3 separate regions of the Homo sapiens genome follow, and all the other regions are linked to region 3. Evidence: chromatin contacts called from ENCODE Hi-C or POLR2A ChIA-PET data. All regions are on one chromosome and are shown on one strand. Each heading gives the region's core, a stretch centred on a gene start or an enhancer-like site at or near the end of the contact. The rest is flanking DNA. Distances are from core to core; before and after follow the strand shown.

Region 1 (2,700 bases), core at 8-2,507, 330 kb before region 3:
CAAAGTGCTGGGATTACAGGCATGAGCCACCGTGCCCAGCCACAACATCTGCTTGTTTAATAGTGTGTCGCACCTCCCACTTCGCTCTCTTCCTGCTACTTTGGCCATATAAGACATGCCTCCTTCCTCTTCACCTTCCACCATGACCATAATTTTACTGAGGCCTCCCCAGCCATGCTTCAATTAAACCTCTTTTCTTTATAAATGACCCAGTCTCAGGTAGTTATTTATATTGCAATCTTTGCCATTATTTTCAATTACTTTTGCACCAACCTAAATAGCAGTGTGAGAATAGACTAATACACAGCCCAGTGTTTCAAAGGACCCTGAATAAGTGGCCTCTGAAGATAACTGCTTTTAACAATACATTGAGGGTAACTCATTCAGCATTTCTGAAGCCATCAGAGTGTCTTTCAATCAGAGGCAAGGCATTTAGGCCTTTCAGGCTTAAAATTACCAGTTTGAAATTAGCCAACAAAAATTAATAAATGCAATGAACTATGCCCAACTACAGAATATAAACAGAAAGATACTGGCACAAGACATTAAACCACTCATACTCATTCTATCTTTTCAGATGCAAAGAGCTAGAAAGAATCAGAGGACTAGGAAATGCCACAGAAACCTCCATTGATCACATGGTTCTGTCATATGAAAGAGAAAGCAAAATAGAAAACTTCACATTTATGAAGATTAGGAAACACATGTATACATACATATAGTTCATGAGGCAGTGTAAAATGAGGAAATCTATTTTTTCTACTTGGATAGAACTGGTAGAGTTTGGCACAATTCCACTTTAAAAAATAAAGTATTCAGTATTCCTTGTGTAAGGTGTTGCCAGAAGAAGAAATTTGCTGAGAAAAAAATTCATCCTTTCTTTGCAAGGAAGATCTTAGGACAGTGGCATCAACATGAGGCACTGCATTGACAATGCTTTTGCATTCTGCTTTGATTTCTTTTTGGAAGTTGGTAGAGGTAAATCACAATTTATTTTTAATAATATGAAACTGTGAAAGTTAAGTATGGATAATGACAAGGAAAAGTATTTAATTCTGTCTTTATACCTGGACTTGAAAAAGAACAGTAACCATTCTAGCCATTTAATGGAATTTCTAAACCATATTATCCTTCCCCAGAAATGGACATCAAGTTCTATGGATCAAAAAGCTGTAGCTGACCTTAGACTCCAAAAAGAACCCAGTAGGCTGGACTTAAGCATGCTGGAGGATGTTCACATTCTTAAGTCAGGGTTATCGTAAGTTATTTCCTGCATTTCATCATAACTGGTCACATGTGGCCACTTGTCAGATCTGGGACAAGCATTTCCAAAAGCAAATAAAAGTGTGTATTTTTTTCATCTTTCTAAACAGCTCTGAGTTCAGATCCTGTCAAGGTTACCTTCCTATGATTCGTGAAGATGTCATCCTAAAATATAAAAGGAAAGTACATTGGTAAAAAGTCAACCTTTGAATTTTGTGCTTGGAGTCTTTAGGAGTCACTGATTAGACTACAAACACCCTTGTCAGCTCTATTCTTTTAGGTCTCATCAGGACTTTCTTGGCCACCAGCACACAGCAAAGCTCGGAGGGACCGGGACCCATGTTTAGTACCAAGGTGGTAGGTTGCGATGACGGCAAGTAGACACCACAAGAAGCTGAAAGGGAATTCAGGGTAATATAACCTCTTTGGAATTTCAAGAGAATGAAGAACAAAATTTGTCTTTTCAGAGGGCTGAGATTTAAAAACCACCCTGTCAATGACTCCTGAAAAACCAAGAGAAGTTTGGATAAAACTCCTAGTGATTAGTTCCCCAACTGCTTATACCAGGTAAGAAATGATAGCTCTTCAGAGCTCCCTTTCCATATCTAAAGAACTTGAATTGTTCTTTGAGGCAATTTGAGGCCACTGTCCCAGTGGAAAGCTTATTTTCAAATTGTGTAGCGTGCTACTATATCAGACTCTGAAACACTGCATGTGCTAAAGTAAGTCAGAGATGCCTAGTCAGATTAGGAAAAAAATATTGTAGGCAGGCAACCAGACAAATTTGGCAAGAAAGGATGTCAGGGGGATTTCCAAAGTCTCCTAACTGAGGGACAATCGTAGTGACTATGAATAATTCAGAGTGAGTTAACGAAGAGGATCCACCAATTTCAGAAACTATATAATATTTTTGAAGAAAAAGAGAGTTTAAGGACTATGAAAACACATGTCAAGAAATATTATTCTTCTTTTAATTGTTTTCAACAAGAAGGTCCCCCTTAAATATCAATTCTGCCATGAAGAAAAATAAAGGAAAAGCTGTTTCATAGAAAAGCTCTCCTCCTGGCAAGATCTTACCACAGATGTTTTTCAGATCTTTAAAGATGGATTATTAATGGTTTAGCTCTCCACTACATTATAAAGCATTTTTCAAAGGTTTGTTCTATCTCTGTTTACACTATCTGATAATAATAAAGCAGAGTTCGTTTTTAGCCAATGAAAATGACTCTTCACAAGGCTGTACATTTGTTTGAACCCAGACAAGCCACAAAAAGTACAAACTCTTCTGCATGTTCAAAGTTCTCGAAACACACATGCCTAACACCACCAACAACAAAGACAGGAACCGCGGACCAGTTCTCCAGTCCCAGCCTCAATTTTTTGAGTAACTGCTTCACCATGTAGAGACCTTGCTCTGATCCATCTCTGCATCAGAGA
Region 2 (2,700 bases), core at 48-2,547, 400 kb before region 3:
TTTCAATTGTGTCTGACTATTAAGATAGGTTACAGTTCATCCACAAGGACTCAAATATAGAAGTATGGAGTCTTTCTCAGGCCATATTTATCTTGCTTTAACTCTATCTTCTATTTTATAACCATTGGTTCCTCAATAACATCTAGAATGCCACAAATCACCACAAAAGTAAAAACTGGGTGATGGATTAAATGAGAGGGAGGGAGGGAGGGAGGGATGGATGGATGGATGGATGGATGGGAAGAGAGAGAGAAACATATGTCCTTGACTCTTTATTTTGGTGATTTACACCAAGAAAAGAAAGCTAACAAACTGTTTAATCAGAACTATATCAACTTTTAGGTTTAAAAAATTATTTTGTGAAAAATCCATTAGAATGTTTCAGAGATATGATGATTGGTATGCAGATAAATTTCATTTTTAAATATTTGGTTAGAAAAAGTTAGAATTTTTCAAAATATAAAATTATGAATTACATAAACACTCAATCATATTTTGTCCCTTTTGATAGATTATGTGAGTAAAAGAAACGCAAAAAGACAAAAGAATATAGATGGATTCAATGACATATAAAATCTTTATAATCTAAGCCAAATAAAATTATATAGCACTGGCAACTTTGTCATGACTAAATTTATGAGTGTAACACTAAATAATGAACTGTTTTGTGTGTGACTTATAAAGTAGACTCATTGTTGAATGGGAGAAATATATTATCCAATGCATTTTGAGCAAGATGAAATGTAAGGTACCATTTTTATAGAAATATTTTAGAGGAAGCTGTTCAACATTGGAGGATAATAGCCGTTACTTATAAAATACAGCATTTCCCCTCTGATTCATAGGAAAGTAACAAGATCTTTATCAGAATGTTCTCATTTCCACATAATTCAAATACCATGTATATCAAAAAATAACAAGTAAAGACAAAATTTATTAAATTTTAGAATATGAATGGCATTGATCATAGTGAATACATTTGACAAAATCAAATAACCAATGGAGCATATTCATTTTGGTGAGTATTCTTAGTAAAGTCTTTAGGTCTCAGTTTCTTTTGAAAAATAAACTGGTTGTGAATATTACATGAGATAAAATAAACGGAAAGGCACATTGTAAAAGAGTGATAAAGCAATACATAAATATAAATTCTAAATGTTATAACATTGTGCATAGTCATTGTGCATGTTAAATGTTCAAAAAATAACTGAGTTAATGATTGAGGCATTGCAGGAAGTCTGGGGTGAGGCACTTGGCAGGAACTGCCACACAGGACTATTTTCTTCACTATGACAATGCTCTAGCTGAGAGTGAATGTTTTTAATATAAATGGTTTTACTCAGCTTAACAACCTACTGGATTCACTATTACAGTCATGAGTCATTTAAGCACAGGGACATATTCTGAGAAATGTGTTGTTAGGCTATTTTGTCATGTGAACATCGCAGAGTGTACCTACATAAACCTAGATTGTGTAGCCTACTATGCTCCTAGGGTATTGCTCATAGGCTGCAAATCTGTACAGCATGCGATTGAACTGAATTTTGTAGGTAGTTGTAACAAAATGGTATTTGTGTGTATCTACACATAGCTCAATACAGAAAAAGTACAGTAAATATAGGTTATAAAATATTAAAAATGATATACCTGAATAGAGCACTTACCATGAATGGAGGTTACAGAACTAGTATTGGCTTGGGTGAATTTGTGAGTGAGTAATGAATGAAGGCTTAGGACAATACTGTACACTACAGTAGTGTCAGTAATGTTTAAACTGTGCACACTTAGGCTATGCTAAATTTATTCTTTTTAGTTTTCTTCAGTAGTAAATTAACCTTAGCTTACTGTAATTTTTTCTTCATAGACTTCGTAATTTTTTAACTTTTTAACTCTCTCATAACTACACTTAGCTTAAAACACGAACACTTTTTTCCTTTATATACTTATTCTATAAGGTTTTTCTATTATTAGGCATTTTTTTTTACTTTTTAAACTTTTTTGCTAAAAACTAAGACACAAACACACACATTAGTCTGGGCTTACAGGGGATCAGGATCATTAATATCACTGTCTTCCACTTCCAAATCTTGTCCAACTGGAAGGTCTTCACAGGTAGTAACATGCATGGAGCTGTCATCTCCTATGATAACAATGCCTTCTTCTGGAATACCTCCCGAAGGAGCTGCCTGAGGCTGTTTTACAGTTAGCTTTTTTGATTTTAATAAGTAGAAGAAATGCACTCTAAAATTACAATAAAAAGTATAATATAATAAAACATAAACCAGTAACATAGTTGTTTATTATCATTACCAAGTATTATGTACTATGCATAACTGTATGTGCTACACTTATATATTCCTGGCAGCACAGTAGGTTTGTTTACACCAGCATCACTATAAACATGTGAGTAGTGCCTTGCCCTACTACATTTGGATGGCTACAGTGTCACTAGGTGATAGCAATTATTCAGCTCTGTTATAATCTTATTCAACCACTTTAGTGTAAGCAGTTCATTGTTGACCAAAATGCTGTAATGCAATACATGACTGTATTTAATACTGTTTCCACTATTCAAGCACAACAGATCATTCATCATCACAATATTATTATAATCAATACTATTCAAAGGAGAAAACACAAGCTCTGGAAACAATTTCAAGATAGGAGTTTAACTCACTAATGCAAAAAAGACACATCATC
Region 3 (2,700 bases), core at 151-2,650:
AAAGAGCAAGCCTGCACAATAAAGAGCTGTCTTGCTGAAAATACCACTAGCACTACTGCTGAGAACAGGATGGCTTATCCCGTCCCCAACCCCACAAAGCTGCTTATGTTCCTAAGCTTAAGTTGTCCCAAGTACGAAATAAACTAAGAGGTTCAAGGTGACAATGACCATCACTAGTTTTTTCTTTTTATTAGGCAGGTATGCATGTGTGCATATACATACAAACAGACATACACACACACACGTGTAAACACAGGCTTACAGATTTGAGAAAAAAGAAAAATGTCCTCTCTTCTCAACTGCACTGTCTTTTATTTTGAAAGCATAACCATTGCTGCCAGCAGAGGCATCCCTCAATGAAATGTGCTTTGTTGCCAACGAGGCCTATAAAGGTTTAAAGGAACAAGTGAGCTGTTTTCCATGCTAAACAAAGCAAGAAATGGTGGGTATTTACTTCACTATCATCAACTTATTCAATTCTTCCCCCTTCTCATTTCTCTTTGGTTTACTTCTGTTGGCCTGCAAACAAAGGGTGGCACCACTTAGTTCCTCCATTTTTAGATCACAGGAAACTTGGCACTGAACAAATCAATAGTCTCTCATAATTTCTGCAGCATATCTCTTAATTCAACTTCAGTTTGGAACAGACTGAACAGACACAGCCCTACTGCAGCTGTTGGATAGGAAGCATTAAAAGATAAAAACTTGGTTTAAAGTCACTGTGGTTAATAAATGACCAAAGTCTGATTCCGCCAGTTTAAGGACAATCTTAACAGTATGCAACTGAAGTAGCACAAGGAAGGAAGCAAAGGGAATAGTTCCATGGACTACAACAGGGCAGGATGAGATAATGCCCTATACTGAGGTAAAGAACAGCTGGTGATCAAGCTAAATAAGTTAGATAGCACACTCATTTACCAAATAGAAATGTCAATGTGTTTAGCTACTTTACTCCCAATTAGACTTCTAATTTACTGTGGCTTTAAATTTAATGAGCTATATAGTTAACAGCTTATTCACTTTATAAATATTTACTGGGCACCTACCCTGGGACAGGTAGAATTCTAGTAATAAGTACTAAGGATGCAGCACCCAACAAGATATAAAAGGTCCCTACTATTCTTCCAGATCTTACTTTCTAAAGTGTATGCATGTTAGAAGGGGACAGGGAAAGAAAGATAACAAACAGTTAAAATATAAGTGCCGTGATAAAAGACAAATGGAGGAATGTGATAGGGAGTGACCAAGTGGCTATTCGGAATGGGCGGTCAAGAAAGGTCTTCCTAGGAACGCATTCAAGCTGAGACCTGAGTGACAAAACGTGGTCAGACAACTGAAAATCTGGAGAAGGTCCATTCCAGGCAAAGGGAAGAACCTGGGGCAGGACCAAACCATGTTTTGTGGAAAGGAAATAAAACCAGAGGAAAGGAAGTCAGAGGTCAGGGAGGTGGGCCGAAGCCATGATCACAGAGAATACAATAAGCCATAGTTATGCATGTGGATTTAATTGTATGTGTGATGAAGAATCCACAGAGTTTTTATACAACAGTGAGACATGAATTATTGATTTACATTTTTAAAAGATCAGTCAGACCCAGAAGAATAGACAGTAAGGGTACAAAAATGTACACAGGAAGGCTAGATATGAGACAACCAAAGTAATTTAGGTATGAGATAACCCTAGATAAGGATAGAAGTGAAAACAGAAAGAGGAAAAAAGATTTACAACACACTGAAAATGTACAGTTGGCTCAACTTGGACTTGGTATGAGTGAAAAAAAGAAAGAAATCCAGGATAATTTGGGTTACCTGGAAAACAGAGCCTGAGGCCAAAGCTTACTGGCTAAATCTTTATTGAGTGGATAGGATCCCACGCAATCAAGAGTGAGGGAAAAACAGAAGTAAGCCATGAAGAAAGAAGAATAAATACAAGGTCTATGTTAAGCTGGCAACAGCTCCACAAACACAGATGATTGTTGATCTGGAGAGCAAAAGGAAAGGAGCAAGCAAAGATTAAAAAGGAGAGGACATGGAGACAAGGACAAGCATGATAGCATGGTGGTGTGGAAGATGAGAGAGCAGTGTATTTAGGAAGACTGTGGTCACCTGTGCTGAATGATGAGAAGCACAATAAATGACAACAGAGAAGTGATGACTGGATTTGACAACATGGAGGTCACTGATAACCTTTACAAAAGCAGTTTCAGTGGATTCATGGGGACAGAAATATGACTGGATGGTTCATCAAGAAATGGAGTTTGTAGTGCAGTGGGAGCAGAGAAATGGCAGAGCATTTGGAGAGAAGCTTTTTAAATGGATGTTATCAGGGTATGTTTGCATGCCAGCAAGAAGGACCGAGAGAAAAGAAGAAACAGATTATATAAAAATGAGAGGACAATTTCAGAACAACGTTCCTGAGAAGGCACAAGGGGATGGGGTCTAGAGTACAAGTGGAGTGGTGGGCCTTTGATAATTACAATGGAATGATGACAGATCATATAGGCACAAATACAGTAAGGTTGGAAGATGTGCTGGTGAGAAAATAAAGTCATTCTACACTGACTGTATCTATGTTTTTCCACAGAGCATGAGGCAAAACCACTGTCATTAAATATACTGATGTGAGTAATCTGCAGAATGTGGGTCACACAGCAAGATCACCCTCAAATTTACATTAGTAGGTATACTTTCCTAGACAAG

The links. A loop is a pair of places that touch in the nucleus more often than their neighbours do. ChIA-PET counts read pairs that join two places held with the same protein, here RNA polymerase II (POLR2A). Pooled maps may share reads with other maps.
Region 1: a loop to region 3 is called in a pooled map, with 2.8 times the contacts of the local background. The contact joins two enhancer-like sites. A Hi-C loop is called at or near these places in 1 of 168 maps with a recorded cell type or tissue (endothelial cell of umbilical vein) and 7 of 50 pooled maps. POLR2A ChIA-PET finds 5 or more read pairs at or near these places in 1 of 52 experiments (activated CD4-positive, alpha-beta T cell).
Region 2: a loop to region 3 is called in a map of endothelial cell of umbilical vein, with 5 times the contacts of the local background. The contact joins two enhancer-like sites. A Hi-C loop is called at or near these places in 1 of 168 maps with a recorded cell type or tissue (endothelial cell of umbilical vein) and 4 of 50 pooled maps. POLR2A ChIA-PET finds 5 or more read pairs at or near these places in 1 of 52 experiments (activated CD4-positive, alpha-beta T cell).

What each region holds. Positions count from the first base shown.
Region 1 is chr5:40,404,159-40,406,858 of GRCh38, forward strand. No RefSeq gene overlaps it. Among named protein-coding and RNA genes, the nearest start is that of LINC00604, 170 kb to the left of the region's middle. RefSeq lists enhancers at 1,025-2,224, 2,537-2,596. Within about 2 kb of position 1,258, at least 6 of the 41 ENCODE cell types and tissues checked have a DNase peak (open chromatin) inside an H3K27ac peak, as active enhancers do.
Region 2 is chr5:40,332,319-40,335,018 of GRCh38, forward strand. No RefSeq gene overlaps it. Among named protein-coding and RNA genes, the nearest start is that of LINC00604, 93 kb to the left of the region's middle. Within about 2 kb of position 1,298, at least 3 of the 41 ENCODE cell types and tissues checked have a DNase peak (open chromatin) inside an H3K27ac peak, as active enhancers do; they include endothelial cell of umbilical vein, where a contact is called at or near this core.
Region 3 is chr5:40,733,676-40,736,375 of GRCh38, forward strand. All of the region lies in intron 2 of TTC33 (tetratricopeptide repeat domain 33), which reads right to left. It also overlaps a transcript of PTGER4 not described here. Among named protein-coding and RNA genes, the nearest start is that of TTC33, 21 kb to the right of the region's middle. Within about 2 kb of position 1,401, at least 4 of the 41 ENCODE cell types and tissues checked have a DNase peak (open chromatin) inside an H3K27ac peak, as active enhancers do; they include endothelial cell of umbilical vein, where a contact is called at or near this core.